Regions from separate parts of the Homo sapiens genome. Here all the other regions are linked to region 1. The links are chromatin contacts, found by Hi-C in ENCODE. All regions are on one chromosome and are shown on one strand. Each heading gives the region's core, a stretch centred on a gene start or an enhancer-like site at or near the end of the contact. The rest is flanking DNA. Distances are from core to core; before and after follow the strand shown. Region 1 holds the start of NUDT8 (nudix hydrolase 8). Region 2 holds the start of DRAP1 (DR1 associated protein 1). Region 3 holds the start of CCS (copper chaperone for superoxide dismutase).

What was found. A loop is a pair of places that touch in the nucleus more often than their neighbours do. Pooled maps may share reads with other maps.
Region 2: a pooled map shows a loop between it and region 1 (5-fold over the local background). The contact joins the promoter of DRAP1 here to the promoter of NUDT8 in region 1. A Hi-C loop is called at or near these places in 1 of 50 pooled maps.
Region 3: a pooled map shows a loop between it and region 1 (5-fold over the local background). The contact joins the promoter of CCS here to the promoter of NUDT8 in region 1. A Hi-C loop is called at or near these places in 1 of 50 pooled maps.

Annotation. Positions count from the first base shown.
Region 1 is chr11:67,627,059-67,631,204 of GRCh38, forward strand. It overlaps NUDT8 (nudix hydrolase 8), which reads right to left and starts at 2,879. Exons shown (of 4, transcript NM_001243750.2): 1 at 2,660-2,879; 2 at 1,861-1,993; 3 at 1,265-1,342; 4 at 880-1,193. The coding sequence starts at 2,853. The coding sequence ends at 888. It overlaps LOC124902696 (a long non-coding RNA gene), which reads left to right. Exons shown (of 2, transcript XR_007062741.1): 2 at 1-335. RefSeq lists silencers at 1,420-1,714, 2,282-2,431, 2,722-3,511, 3,632-3,801.
Region 2 is chr11:65,917,625-65,921,770 of GRCh38, forward strand. It overlaps DRAP1 (DR1 associated protein 1), which reads left to right and starts at 1,802. Exons shown (of 7, transcript NM_006442.4): 1 at 1,802-1,919; 2 at 2,156-2,228; 3 at 2,324-2,417; 4 at 2,719-2,838; 5 at 2,945-3,038; 6 at 3,260-3,348; 7 at 3,706-3,939. The coding sequence starts at 1,878. The coding sequence ends at 3,811. It overlaps C11orf68 (chromosome 11 open reading frame 68), which reads right to left and starts at 1,438. Exons shown (of 2, transcript NM_001135635.2): 1 at 1,286-1,438; 2 at 1-594. The coding sequence starts at 1,407. RefSeq lists enhancers at 555-1,474, 1,475-2,395 and a silencer at 1,192-2,261.
Region 3 is chr11:66,590,713-66,594,858 of GRCh38, forward strand. CCS (copper chaperone for superoxide dismutase) reads left to right here and starts at 2,473. Exons shown (of 8, transcript NM_005125.2): 1 at 2,473-2,588; 2 at 2,930-3,002. The coding sequence starts at 2,550. It overlaps CCDC87 (coiled-coil domain containing 87), which reads right to left and starts at 2,351. Exons shown (of 1, transcript NM_018219.3): 1 at 1-2,351. The coding sequence starts at 2,303. RefSeq lists enhancers at 1,137-1,726, 1,727-2,315, 1,878-1,937, 2,108-2,217, 2,248-2,337.

The sequences.
Region 1 (4,146 bases), core at 1,629-4,128:
AGGCTCAGGGAAGGACATGTGACTCAAGGCAGGCCAGTGAAGTGCAATTCTAGGTTAGACTGGCCGGGAAGGAGCGGCCGTGTTTTCTGTTGATGGATGCTGCTGCCCTCTCCTCAACCTCTCACGCTCTGCACTACAGACAACCTCCTTGGGGCTGAGGCCAGCACAGCGCAAAGCACAGCAAGAGGGGAGCCCGAGCCCCTGGATCCAGCCATCCTCCACGGCAAGCTCAGACCACCCGCTCCCTCAGCTCTTTCACAGAACCCTGGTCTACCTAGTTGATGTCTTATATAATTCCACTATTATCTGTGATTAATTAATGTGGAACCACATGATTATCTGTGTGACCTGGTCTGAGGTCTCCCCTAGACTGAGCACCCCCTCTGGACGGCAGGTGAGCATCTGACCGGTCCACAGCTGTGGCCCCCACACAGCAGCTGGCACACACAGGGGCTCTGCATGTTAGACTCCTGCAGTAACACCCAGGGGCATGGGTGCGCCTTACTCCTCTCTGGGATCCCGGAGCCCAGCACAGCGTCAGCCAGGCACAGCAGAGAGAACAGGAGGTGCAGGCTGAGACAGGGCAGTGCAGTGCCTAAGAGTCTGGGCTGTGGAGTCTGAGAGCTCTGGTTCCAATCCCAGCGTGGGGCCCTTAGGCAAGGTGTCTCTCCTCCCTGAAAGCAGTCTCACCAGCCAGAGACAGTGTTGGCCCTGCCTTATGGGCTGTTGTGAGGGTGAGATGAATTGACTCCAAGTACTTGGCACCCAGGAAGTGTCCATTGCTGTGGGGCATGGCGTGACTGGAAGGAGGAGCCCCAGCCAGCGACCTGGAGTGGTCTGCCCAAGGTCAAGGCCCCAGTACAGCAGAAGCAAGAGCTCTAGAGCTGTCAAAGACCTTTATTCAGTCCTGGAGTGGAGCTGGCCTGACAGGGTGAAGCCAGGGGCTGCTTAGGGCGGGCCAGACCCTCAGCCCCTGAGCAGGTCAGGCCGGCCAGGCGGGGCTGGTAGGTACCAGGTGCCAGCAGCTGCAGGGCAAACTCAGTGATGACAGCTGTGAGGCCCCAGACCCGGTGTGGTCCATGCAGGAAGACGGGTAGTGTGTAGCGGAAGTGGCCACCCCGGCAGAAGTGGGTATAGCCCTGATTCTGCGTCTGCAGCAGGTGGGCCAGCGGCAGTGCAAACACCTCATCTACCTGCAGGCAGGAGGCAGAGAGGGTAGACAGAGGACTGGAACAGCCCAACCCCCTCATATCCCCCAGCTCACCTCCTCCGAGTTGGGCCTGAGGCTCTGGGGATCCAGTGGGCCTACACCAGCAAGCACTGGCACCACGGTGGCCTTTTGCTGGGGAAGAGGGCAGGTGGTCAGGGAAGCATGGCCTTCGCTGGGTTTGAAGGCTGGGGAGGGGAGTGTGAGAGGAAGACCCCTTTGCCATGCATAGGCCTTTGGTAGTCATGTTCGGGTCCACCTGCCTGTGTCCTCCAGCCATGCTGACTGACTCAGGTCCCCTCAAATGCACTAGACCTGTTCCCTCTGCTTAGGACAATCTCCCACTTGGCATTCAAGCCTGGGTTCAATCCCTGCCTACCCCATGAAGCTTCCCTGACCCTAATCCACCAAACTGAGTGGAGCTGGCCCACCCCATCGCCCTGGGCCACCTCTACTCAGGACACCAGAGCCTCCCCAATCCCTTCCCGAGGGGGTGTGTGGGGTGGTGCATGTGACCAGGCAGGTTAGGGGCACCCTTCCACACTTTGTGCCCGTGGGGGTCCATGACCACTCTCCTGGTCCCTGGTAGCCCAGCTCCAGGGCAGGCACAGAGTGAGTGAATGGGGTGGGGTGGCCTCAGCCAAGTGGCTTACCGGATCATACACAGGCCGCAGCAGGCCCCACACGTGCTCCTCGGGCACTGCCAGGCCCAGCTCCTCCCGGGTTTCCCGCAGGGCCGTGTGCACCACATCTTGGTCAGCCGGGTCGCACTTGCCGCCTGGGAAACTAAACAGACACAAGGAGTCTGGTCCTTGGACTCTTGGGGCCACGGAGAGGTCGGGGTATCGGCAGTGCGGGGGGGGCCACTGGCCCACCGAAGTGTCGCCTGCCTCTGCCCCTAGTTTACTGGGAGGCCCCAGGCAAGCCATGCGACCTCTGGAGGCCAGTTTACCTCCCTGAGCAATGGGGATAAGGAAGAGAGGCCCGGGACAGCGCAGGATAAGAGGGTCTGCAGCAGGGGCAAGAAGATCCTGGGGCTCAGATACCCAAATTCGGCCTATGGTGGCCCCAGCAACACTGACATTGTCCTCAGGATGTTCTTAATTCCCGCCGGGCGGGGCCCGAACCTCTCCGTAGTCGCCGGCAGGGGGCGGCGTCCGCCCTCTAAGCGGGAAACAGCTCAAAGGGGTGTCCCGGCCCAGGCGTGCGCGCAAGGACGCGTACGAGGGGCCCACGCGGCGAGGACGTGGCGCCCCGGCAGGTGCACCGGGGCCGACGGACACGGATCGCTGACCTCTCGCTGCAGCCCTTGGGCGGAGGGACTCTCCCCAGACCCATTTTACGGAGGCGGAAACCGAGGCTCGAAGGGGCTAAGTGCCCTGCCAGAGGTCCCTGCCAGCCCCGGGCTCCTGTAGCCTCCGGCAAAGGGCGAGGAGTTCCCGGCCGCTGTACCTGACGTCGCCCTTGTGCCTCCCGGTCAGGCGGCTGGACCGCAGCGTGTACAGCAGCGCCGGGACCCCACGCACTGAGCAGAGCGGCACGAGCACCGCGGCCGACGCGGGCCGCGCGCGGAGCCGGGCCGTGGCCCCTGCCAGCAGCCGGCGGCAGCGCAGCTCGCCCTCGGCCGACAGGCAGTCGGGCAGCATGTCAAGTCCTGCGCGGCCGGGACACTGAGGGCGCGGGATCGGGCGAGGGAAGAGGCGGGGCGAGGCGGGGCGGGGCGCTCAGCCCGGGTCCCTCCGAAAGCTGAGAGGGAGAAGGGGCAGCCCGCGCGACGCGTCCCGCCTGGGGGGCTGCAGAGCGGCAGCGGCGTCGGGGGGCCTCAGTGGGGTGGGTCTGTTCGTGGGCGGGGCCTTCCCGGAGACGGGGCCTCGGTGGGACTGGGTCTGTTCGGGGGCGGGGCCTGTTTGAAGGCGGGTCCTCGGTGGGACGGGGTCCGTTAGGGGGCGGGGCCTGTTTGAAGGCGGGGCCTCGGTGGGACGCGTTGAGTCCCCCGGATGGGAGGGACGGAGGGCGGCGGGGCGGGGCGGGGCGGGGCCTGCGCGGGAGCCGGACTCGGACGTTACTGCCAAAGGGCGGCGGGGCCTAGTAGGCAATCGAGGTTGGGGCGGGCTGGGGGCGGGGCCTGGACCGGAGCTTTTGCTACGAAGGACTGGGGGGCGTGGCCAGGAGGACTGTGCTTCCGGCAGGGCCGGGCCGTGGCCGGGGGTGTGGCCGCGGGGAGGGAGATGGGCGCGGAGCTGCAGGACCTGCCGGTTGTGTTCTCCGAGATCCTGAAACCACGCGAACCGTGAAGCGCCCGGCGACCGTCCTCGGTCCCGTTGGGTCCTGGCGTTGGGGTGTCTGATGAGGCCCCGCCGGCCCCCACTGGTCCGTCCCTCCCCTAGGGGCTCCAGGATGTACGGAGCCGGGATCCCACGGGGACGCCCCTCCAGGAACCCGAGGTCGATCGGTGCGCGAGAGGAGCGTCCGGCCCAGCCCTCCCTCCGGTCCTCCCTCCCGATACCGCTGGGTGGCGCGCGCCGCCCCCAGTCTTGTCTTCCCCTCTGGCTCCGTCGGACTCCAGCCCCAGGCCTTTGACCTCCTTGTCCCAGCGTCCAGAGCTCTTCTCCCTTCCTGCCTTGAGTCTTGACCGGATTCCCAAATCCCTCCCCCTTTCCTACCTCGGCCCCTGTGGTCACTGACCACCGTGGTTCTGCGCCCTTCCACCAGACCCTGGGCTTGGGGACCAGATGACCCCAGCCTTGCGCACAGCATTTAAACGTGGGGTGGCGGGTGTCCGCCATGCTCTGCTGTGTGACGTTGAGCAGGTCCCGCGCCTCTCTGAGCGCCAGTTTCGATCCTCATCTGGGCAAGTGCAGCCCTGCCACTGGGCTGGAGTCACCACTTTTAATATTACTGTGTGCTCCCAGGGATGCGGACGGCACTGGGCAGAGCTT
Region 2 (4,146 bases), core at 552-3,051, 1.7 Mb before region 1:
ATGCCCGCTGCACGGATGGCTGAATCCGCCTCCAGTACACCCAAGCGGTCCGTGAAGTCGTCCGTGTAAACACAGATGACCTGGCGCCCACCCTCCTTGGCACGTGGGCTCACCTTGGCCACCTGAAGCTGGCCTTCAACCACGGCCCGGGCAATGCCAGCCCAGGCGTGGTCCAGCTTGAAGCCCGGTGCCAGATGCATAAGCCACTTGCCCGAGAGCACGTGGTGGGTGATGGCGAGCTGGCGCAGGGTACCCGGTGTGATGGGCCGCCCACTGGTCTGCAGAGCTTCCCAGGCTGCCTGCAGGCCCTGCACGTCCCCGGAGTTGGGGCTGTAGCCCTGCCCATACACTGCAATCCAGCCCACAGGCTCTGAGTTGGGTGAACCGGGGTCCCCATAGCGGGTAACTTGGGATGGTGGGTACTTGGCCAGCCAGGCATCCAGCTCAGTGGCAGGCGTTGTGCGGGCATCAAACACTAGCCAGGGGTCCATGTCAGCTGCCATGGCCTCTGCAGCCAGGTGCTCGGCGGTGAAGCCATCCTCACGGCCACCTGGAGAGCCCTCCTCTTCCAGCTCCTCACCTGGTTCCATCCTGCTGTGAGGGAACCGAGTCAGGGCAGGGTCTGAGACAATAACTACAGATGCCAGGCACTGGATTAAACTGTGGCCTTGAGTAAGAGTTACTGTCGATGCGCCTCAGTTGCCTCATCTTTACAATGGGATAACAACTGTTCCTGTCCCGTAGATCTGCTATGAAAATTAGATGCCTGAGGAGTCAGCGCTCCAGAAGGGTTGCTGCAGTTATTACTATTCTCCTTGACTTACAGAAAAGGAAACTGAGGCTGAGAAAAAGGACTTGCCCAAGGTCACACCTGCAGTGCGTGGCAGGGCCGAAGGGTGAATCCAGGCGTGGGAGCAACCAGCCCCAGCTACACCTCCCGGCCCTGCCAAGGCCCCCTTTTCCTGGCAGGTATCCGGTGCGCTGGCATTTAATAGAGGAACGCAAAGAAGCGCACGTTCGCGCAGCTCCCGAGGCCGGCTCTGTAAGGCCAGGCCTCCCAGGCAGGCGTTATCGGGCCCACTTACAGACGAGGACGCTGAAGTCCAGAGAGGTTACAGGCCGTTCCGAGGCCAATGGGGCGGTTCCCAGACTCGAACCAGGGCTTGTTAGAGCCTGCAGGAGAGCCAGGCTCCGGCCGTGCCGCGCCCGCCGCCATTAACGCCCACGGGCCCGAGCTGTGCTCCCGCCCCGGCCCTGCCCTGCCCCTCCCGCCGCCCGCAGTCACCTCCGGCCTTCGCTGCGTTCGACGCCGGCCCAGCCCCGGGCCCGGCTCCGCTCCTGCCGTGGCTCCGCGCCACCGCCACCGCGCCCCACCCCCGCCACGGCCGCCGCCGCCGCCGCCGCCATCTTAGCGCCGCGCCACCTCAACAACAACTTTATAGACAGGCGCAGCCACAGGGCGGAGCCGCGGGCCTCAGCGGCCGCAGCGGCCGCGCTGTGGGGCGGGGCCGGCAGGGGAAGGGGCGGGGCCGACGGGGAGGTGCTGACTCGGGGGCGGGGCCATCGCGGGAACCCCGGGAGGGGCGGGCCGCGGGGGGCGGGGCCAACGTTCGCTCTTCTGGCCTTGGGGGCGGGCGGGAGCGGCGGTCCAGACTGGGGAGGGACGCGCACCGGCCAGGAGGCTTCAAGAGGAGGGCACTAGGGCCCTGCGAGCGGCGTCTTAACCGGCGGCGCTAGGACTCCGCGGGAAACGGCGGGGGCGGAGCGGGCGGCACCAGGACCCAGGGGAACCGCGACGGGCGGGCGGCGAGCAGGCCCGGGAGCCGGGAGGCTGCGGGCGGCGGCGCTGGACCCGACGCGGCGAGAGAGGCCCCGAGATGCCGAGCAAGAAGAAGAAGTACAACGCGCGGTTCCCGCCGGTGAGCACGTGGCAGAGCCCGGCAGGAGTGGGCCCGGCTCCCGGGTGGCTTGGGCCCAGTTCCCGCTGGGCAGGCGGGCGCGCCGCGGTGTTCGGGGGCCTGGACGCCCCGCCCCCTCCATGCCCTCCCCGCGTCCGTGTCCCCCGCCCCCTTTCTCCGGGGATGCCCCTTCCTCCCCCAGCACCCCCTTAGGGGACGGTGGCGACGGGGTCTGAACTCTGCTCCCCCACCCGCAGGCGCGGATCAAGAAGATCATGCAGACGGACGAAGAGATTGGGAAGGTGGCGGCGGCGGTGCCTGTCATCATCTGTATCCTGCCGGGGGCGGACCGGGTCGAGGGGCGTGGGGGAGGGAGGCAGCGGGTCGCCCTCTCCTGCCCCGGAGTTCTCCTTGACGCTCCTCAGCCCGGGCGCTCGAGCTCTTCCTAGAGTCGCTGTTGAAGAAGGCCTGCCAGGTGACCCAGTCGCGGAACGCGAAGACCATGACCACATCCCACCTGTGAGCGGCGAGGAGCCGGGAGGGGCCGGCGGGTTTGGCGCGGGGAGTTCACACACTGAGGAAGGCAGAGCCTGGGTGGCGAGGGAGGTGGGCGGCAGCCGGGACACCAGCAAGGCCACAGACTGGCAGAGGAGAGGCTGGGCTTCCAGGCAGAGGGAGCCACCTGAGTAAAGCAGGGCAGGCCCGGGAGCGGAGATCGGCCCGGGCTCCAGCCTGACATCTGGGGCCCCTTGCTGCCACCCACTGCGGGTTTGGGTGTCTGGGCCCCTCTTGAGTGCCAGCCCCTCCTCACCTCTTCCAGGAAGCAGTGCATCGAGCTGGAGCAGCAGTTTGACTTCTTGAAGGACCTGGTGGCATCTGTTCCCGACATGCAGGGGGACGGGGAAGACAACCACATGGATGGGGACAAGGGCGCCCGCAGGTGGGGCCAGGGCCTGGCATACAGTGGGGAAGGCCAAGGCCACAGGGCTTGGGGGTGGCCAAGGAGTAGGGAGCACTCCGGGCAGATGGACTGTACCTTCCCAAAGGGGCCGGAAGCCAGGCAGCGGCGGCCGGAAGAACGGTGGGATGGGAACGAAAAGCAAGGACAAGAAGCTGTCCGGGACAGACTCGGAGCAGGAGGTGAGTGAGGCCCCAGCCCTTCGCCCTGCCCTTGGTGATGGGACAGGCAGCCTCGCCCCAGGCTGAACTGGCAGGAGGCCAGCTCTCATCCTTTTCTGCAACCTGTTTGCTCACTGGTTTATTTGTAAATTGGGGCTATGAGGGTCTACTGCTGTCCCTGCCACTCCCAGTGATGGGTTCGTGTCTTTTCTTGTCAACTCTGACCTCTGCGGTGCTCACAGGATGAATCTGAGGACACAGATACTGATGGGGAAGAGGAGACATCACAACCCCCACCCCAGGCCAGCCACCCCTCTGCCCACTTTCAGAGGTGAGCAGCCCAGAGGCATGGGAGGGTGCTGGCAGACTCCCCAGAGCCAACTTACCCCTCTTGTTCTCCCTGGCCCCTTGGTCTTGTTGATTGTGGCAGATTTGTGGGGTGGAAGGAGAATAACTGAGGAGGGCTTGAAGGCAGGAGACTGTTCTCCCGAAAGATCCTGCTCCACCCTGCCAGGGCCCGTGGGTGGGGCCTGGGCCTGCCCTGCGTGAGCTGCCCTGGGCCTTGGCCGCATGGATCTGGAGGGTGGTGGTGGGAGGGTCAGATGGGGGAGGGAGGGTCTTGGCAGCTGCCCCTGTGGAGGGCACGGTGGGGCTCAGGCCTGACTCTCTCCTGCCTTCTGCCCTGCAGCCCCCCGACACCCTTCCTGCCCTTCGCCTCTACTCTGCCTTTGCCCCCAGCGCCCCCGGGCCCCTCAGCACCTGATGAAGAGGACGAAGAAGATTACGACTCCTAGCGCCTTCTGCCCCCCAGACCATAGCCCCTTTTAGTTGGTTTTAGTTGCTCTGGGGGGAGGAGAGAAGGTAGAGCTGTTCTTAAATTTATTAAAAAAAAAAATAAAAGGGAATCTCAGTGTCTGTTCCAGGCTCTGCGCAGGACGTCATGGTTGCCATCCCATCCACCCACCTGCCTTCCCCACATGAAACTGGGAGCTGGGGCCGGGTGCGGTGGCTCACGCCTGTAATCCCAACACTTTGGGAGGCTGAGGCGGGCAGATCACCTGAGGTCAAGAGTTCAAGACCAGCCTGGCCAACATGGTGAAACCCCGTCTCTACTAAAAATACAAAAATT
Region 3 (4,146 bases), core at 1,223-3,722, 1.0 Mb before region 1:
ACCTGATTCTCCTCCAGGAAGTGACTGGAGCTCAAGTTGGTCTTTTTGAAGAAGCGGTTGGGATTGGAAGCTTGTCCCTCAAACCACTCTAGTCTCGCCAGCAATGCCTCCCGCAGCTGAATGGGCTTCAGGGCCCGCTCCCAGGCATTCACCAATGAAGGCAGCTGCCTCAGGCGGGCTTTGGAGCTATATTTAATGGTCATGTCCACCTGGTCCTTGTCAGGGACCTCAAGCACAGACCACAGTTGTTCCAGATGCTTCTGCAGGCTCAGAATTTTGTGGGGTTCTCCCAGGTGGGGTGTCTTCCCAGCTCCTAGCCTGTGCTCTAGCACAGTGTTCCAATCCCACTCTCCTGGCACAAAGTCTGGTTCTTCATCTTCTAGCAATGGGGGAGGGTGCTGAATCTCTAGGGACTCTCTGGCAGGGGCCACAATCTCCACAGGAACCTCTTCTTCATGCATTTGAAAGATGACATGAAGGAAATCTGTTTCATGGTTGGTGAGGTACTTGAAGTAGTCATCCACAGACAAGGTGGTTTTCCATGAGTTCATCAAGGAGGCCTTGTTTGACCACTTCTCCCAGCTTTTGGTAGCTTGGAGTGATGGGAGGGAGGGCATCTTCTTAGTATTGGACTGTAAAGTGTTTGCTCTCTGGGAGTAAAGTCCAACCAGCTCAGGGTTGATGATTTGAGGCTGTTTTTCTTGACGTAGAAAGGCTGAGGACAGGAAGGTCGACCAGTCTTTATCTGCTGCAGGCTCAACTAGGGGCCCTTGATCAAAATGTAAGTGGTCAGAAGAGACATGGCTCATCAACTCCTTGTAGACCTCCCTGGTAGTACTGCCAACAAAGTTATCAATATCCATTTTTTCAATGGCTTTGGGATCCAGTTCACCAGCCAGATGGTTATACAGGGCTCCGGCCCCCTCAATGTGGAAAGAGTCTAAGAAGTTTCTATCAGAGACCCGTACGGCAGCCGCCTGGACCACGACCTCATTTCTAAGCTTCAAAGTAATGGTCACTGGCTGTGGGTGAAGTGGAAAGGATTTGGGGGGCTGGGGGTCCCACTGCCCAGAGGCTTCTTCCTCCTGGAGGTTCCTCAACATCTTCTCCAGCTCCTCCAGGCGATGCCCTGCAGCTGGGTGACGGGTCACAACCCCCAGGAGAGGAGGCAGGCCTGAGTCCAGTGGTGGGTAGCGAGTCCCCTCCAACTTCATCTTCTTTATCAACTGCTTCAGATCCTCAGCCACGATGAGCCCAGTCAGCTCTGGTTTGCTCTCTGTAGCCAAGACCAGCGGGGTTAAGGGGCGAGATGGGAGTGGAGGAAGGCCCAACTCATCTGCCAGCCTCCAGCCCTCACGCAGGGAGGGCATGGATTGGCCTCTCCGGAGCTCAGGGCAGAAAGGCGAGGGGGAAGCCCTGCTGGTGGGGGCCACAGGATAGCTGGGCAGCGACACCATCTGTGAGGAACTGATGTCGATTTCTCTCTTCTTTCCTATGGAGGGCAGCCAGTGGAAAGGCTTTTTCCTCTTCAACCGAGGGATGGACTTCAATTCCTTCACTGGATCCATCCTTCCTGGCTCATTGAGAAACTCTGGTGGACGGCTGAGTTGGATGAGGTAGTTCAGGTTGAGGTTAGAGCACTGCACTTGGGCGAAGCCAGTGCTGTGAGGCCAGGGGATAGGGCACAGCTTGAACGTCCCAGCGGGGCAGACAGGGTGCAGCTTGTCCACATCCCCAGAGGCCTGCTCTGCCCTCAGCAGGGCCTGGAAGTCGGCAAGCAGGCCACGGTAGACGTTGGGACTAGTAAGGAAGAGTGTGCAGTCCCTGGCGAGGCTGGCGGCCAACCGGGTGAGGGTGGCTGATTCAGTGAAGACCCCCCTGGGAGTCGACATGGTCACCAGCAGGTGCAGGTAGCGCAAGAAGAGCTGCTCGCTGCTCAGCAGCACGTAGGCCTCGAGCCGCTTCCGCAGCTTCTGGTTGTTTTTGTGGCTCAGACTAAGTTCGGCGGGCGGCTCCCGCCAGCTGCACTTCAGCTCGTCCAGGATGACCTTGATGAGACGTAGTCGGGCCTCAGGAGGCACTCCCGCTGCTATCCCGCTGCCGGCCAGCAGCTTGGCCACCTGGCTGCACAGCGACGCCACCGTCAGCTTCGCCAGAGGGAAGGACTGCAGAATCCGGCCCTCCTGCGGGGGGCGCTTCTGAGGCTCTGGGGACGTCGTCCTAGTGGGGAAGAGCGACAGCGGACGCAGCAGCCGGTGGTAAAACCGCTGGAGCTCAGGCTCGGGCTTCGGGGGCTCCATCATAGAGCCGGCGGCCGCCACCGTCCAGGAACAGAAAGCCGAGGGGTTACTAAGGCAACCAGGAGCCCGACGGCCCGAGTGCGCCTGCGCGGCCGCCACCCGGTGGCTGACGAAGCAGGGCCTTGCGTGCGCACGCACTAGGAGGAGGAGTTAAGGGTGGCTTTAGAGGCTCAGTCCCCGCGACGCCGCGCTGGTTGGTGCTCCTGCGCCGGAGGAGTTCTGCGTCTCGGGGTGGTGACTGGGTCCAGAATGGCTTCGGATTCGGGGAACCAGGGGACCCTCTGCACGGTGAGGGTCGAGGCTTCGTGTGGAGCCTCGCCGGGCAGAGAGCCTCGGCCCCTGGGATGATCGTTACCTTGGGAAGAGGAGAAGGAGTGGGCACTTGGGTTGGGGCCTGGGGCCATGGGATGAAACTAGGGTGCGAGGGTAGCAGGGGCCCTGCGTGAGTGTTGGGGGGTGACTCCCATGGTCCTGGAATGGTCATGAGAGATCATGAAGAAGGTGCTTGAAGAGGGGTTAAGTGGGGCTTGTTCCCAGACCCTTGCGGTGGTCATAGGGTAGGTGGTGAAACAAAGTCATACCAAGGCACTTCCCCAGCGATCATCGGTTGGTCCCTGCCGCCCTTGCAGTTGGAGTTCGCGGTGCAGATGACCTGTCAGAGCTGTGTGGACGCGGTGCGCAAATCCCTGCAAGGGGTGGCAGGTAAGAACAGGGTAAACTTTTCTGCAGACAGTCCAGAAGCCTCTGGGAGGGACCAGGCGAATCTATTAGGCGAACCCTACTCCCATTTTACAGATGCAGAAAGTGAACCCCAGAGAGTGAAAGGCATGTTCTCAGAGTTACACACAGACCTGGAGGCAGAGCCTAGAGTACAGCTGTCCAGCTTGCCCTGACAGATTCTAACTGCCTGTCTTGTTGTCCTGAACCTCAGGTGCCCCAGAGACTGAGGAGCTAGGCTGAGGGAGTTCCTGGGAAAACAGGCAGTTTTTGCTTGGGAAACAACATAATCTTGACAAAGCAAACAGCAGCTCAGGCCCTATACCATCCTGGGTAGCTTTCTATACCACTGGGTGTGGTGGCTCATGCCTGTAATCCCAGCACTTTGGGAGGCCGAGGTGGGTGGATCACCAGGTCAGGAGATCGAGACCATCCTGGCTAACACAGTTAAATCCTGTCTCTACTAAAAAATACAAAAAATTAGCCGGGCGTGGTGGTGGGCGCCTGTAGTCCCAGCTACTTGGGAGGCAGAGGCAGGAGAATGGCGTGAACCCGGGAGGCGGAGCTTGCAGTTAGCCGAGATCGCGCCACTGCACTCTAGCCTGGGCAACAGAGTGAGACTCCGTCTCAAAAAAATAATAATAATAAATAAAAGGCCAGCTGGTCTGGAGGTGACCTGGCACAATGAGAAAGATCTGGAAAGGTAGAGCCACCAGCATGGCTCTGGGAACTGGCTTCCTTTGATTCTGTTAAGTGTTTATCCAGGCCAGGCTCAGTGGCTCACGCCTGTAATCCCAGCACTTTGGGACACCAAAGTAGGTAGATTGCTCAAGTCCATGAGTTTGAGAGCAGCCTGAGCAACATGGCGAAAACCCTCCTCTATAAAATATACAAAAATTAGCTGGGCGTCATGGTGCACTCCTGTAGTCCCAGCTACTGGGGAGGCCAAAGCAGGAGGATTGCTTGAGTCCAGGAGGTGGAGGCTGCAGTGAGTTGGATCGCTCCACTGCACTCCAGGCTGGGTGACAGAGTGAGACCCTCTCTCAAAAAAAAAAAAAAAAAAAACAAGTTCACCCAGTCATTCGGCAGGTATGGACCAGACACTGGGGCTTTTTAGGGAGAAGAGTTC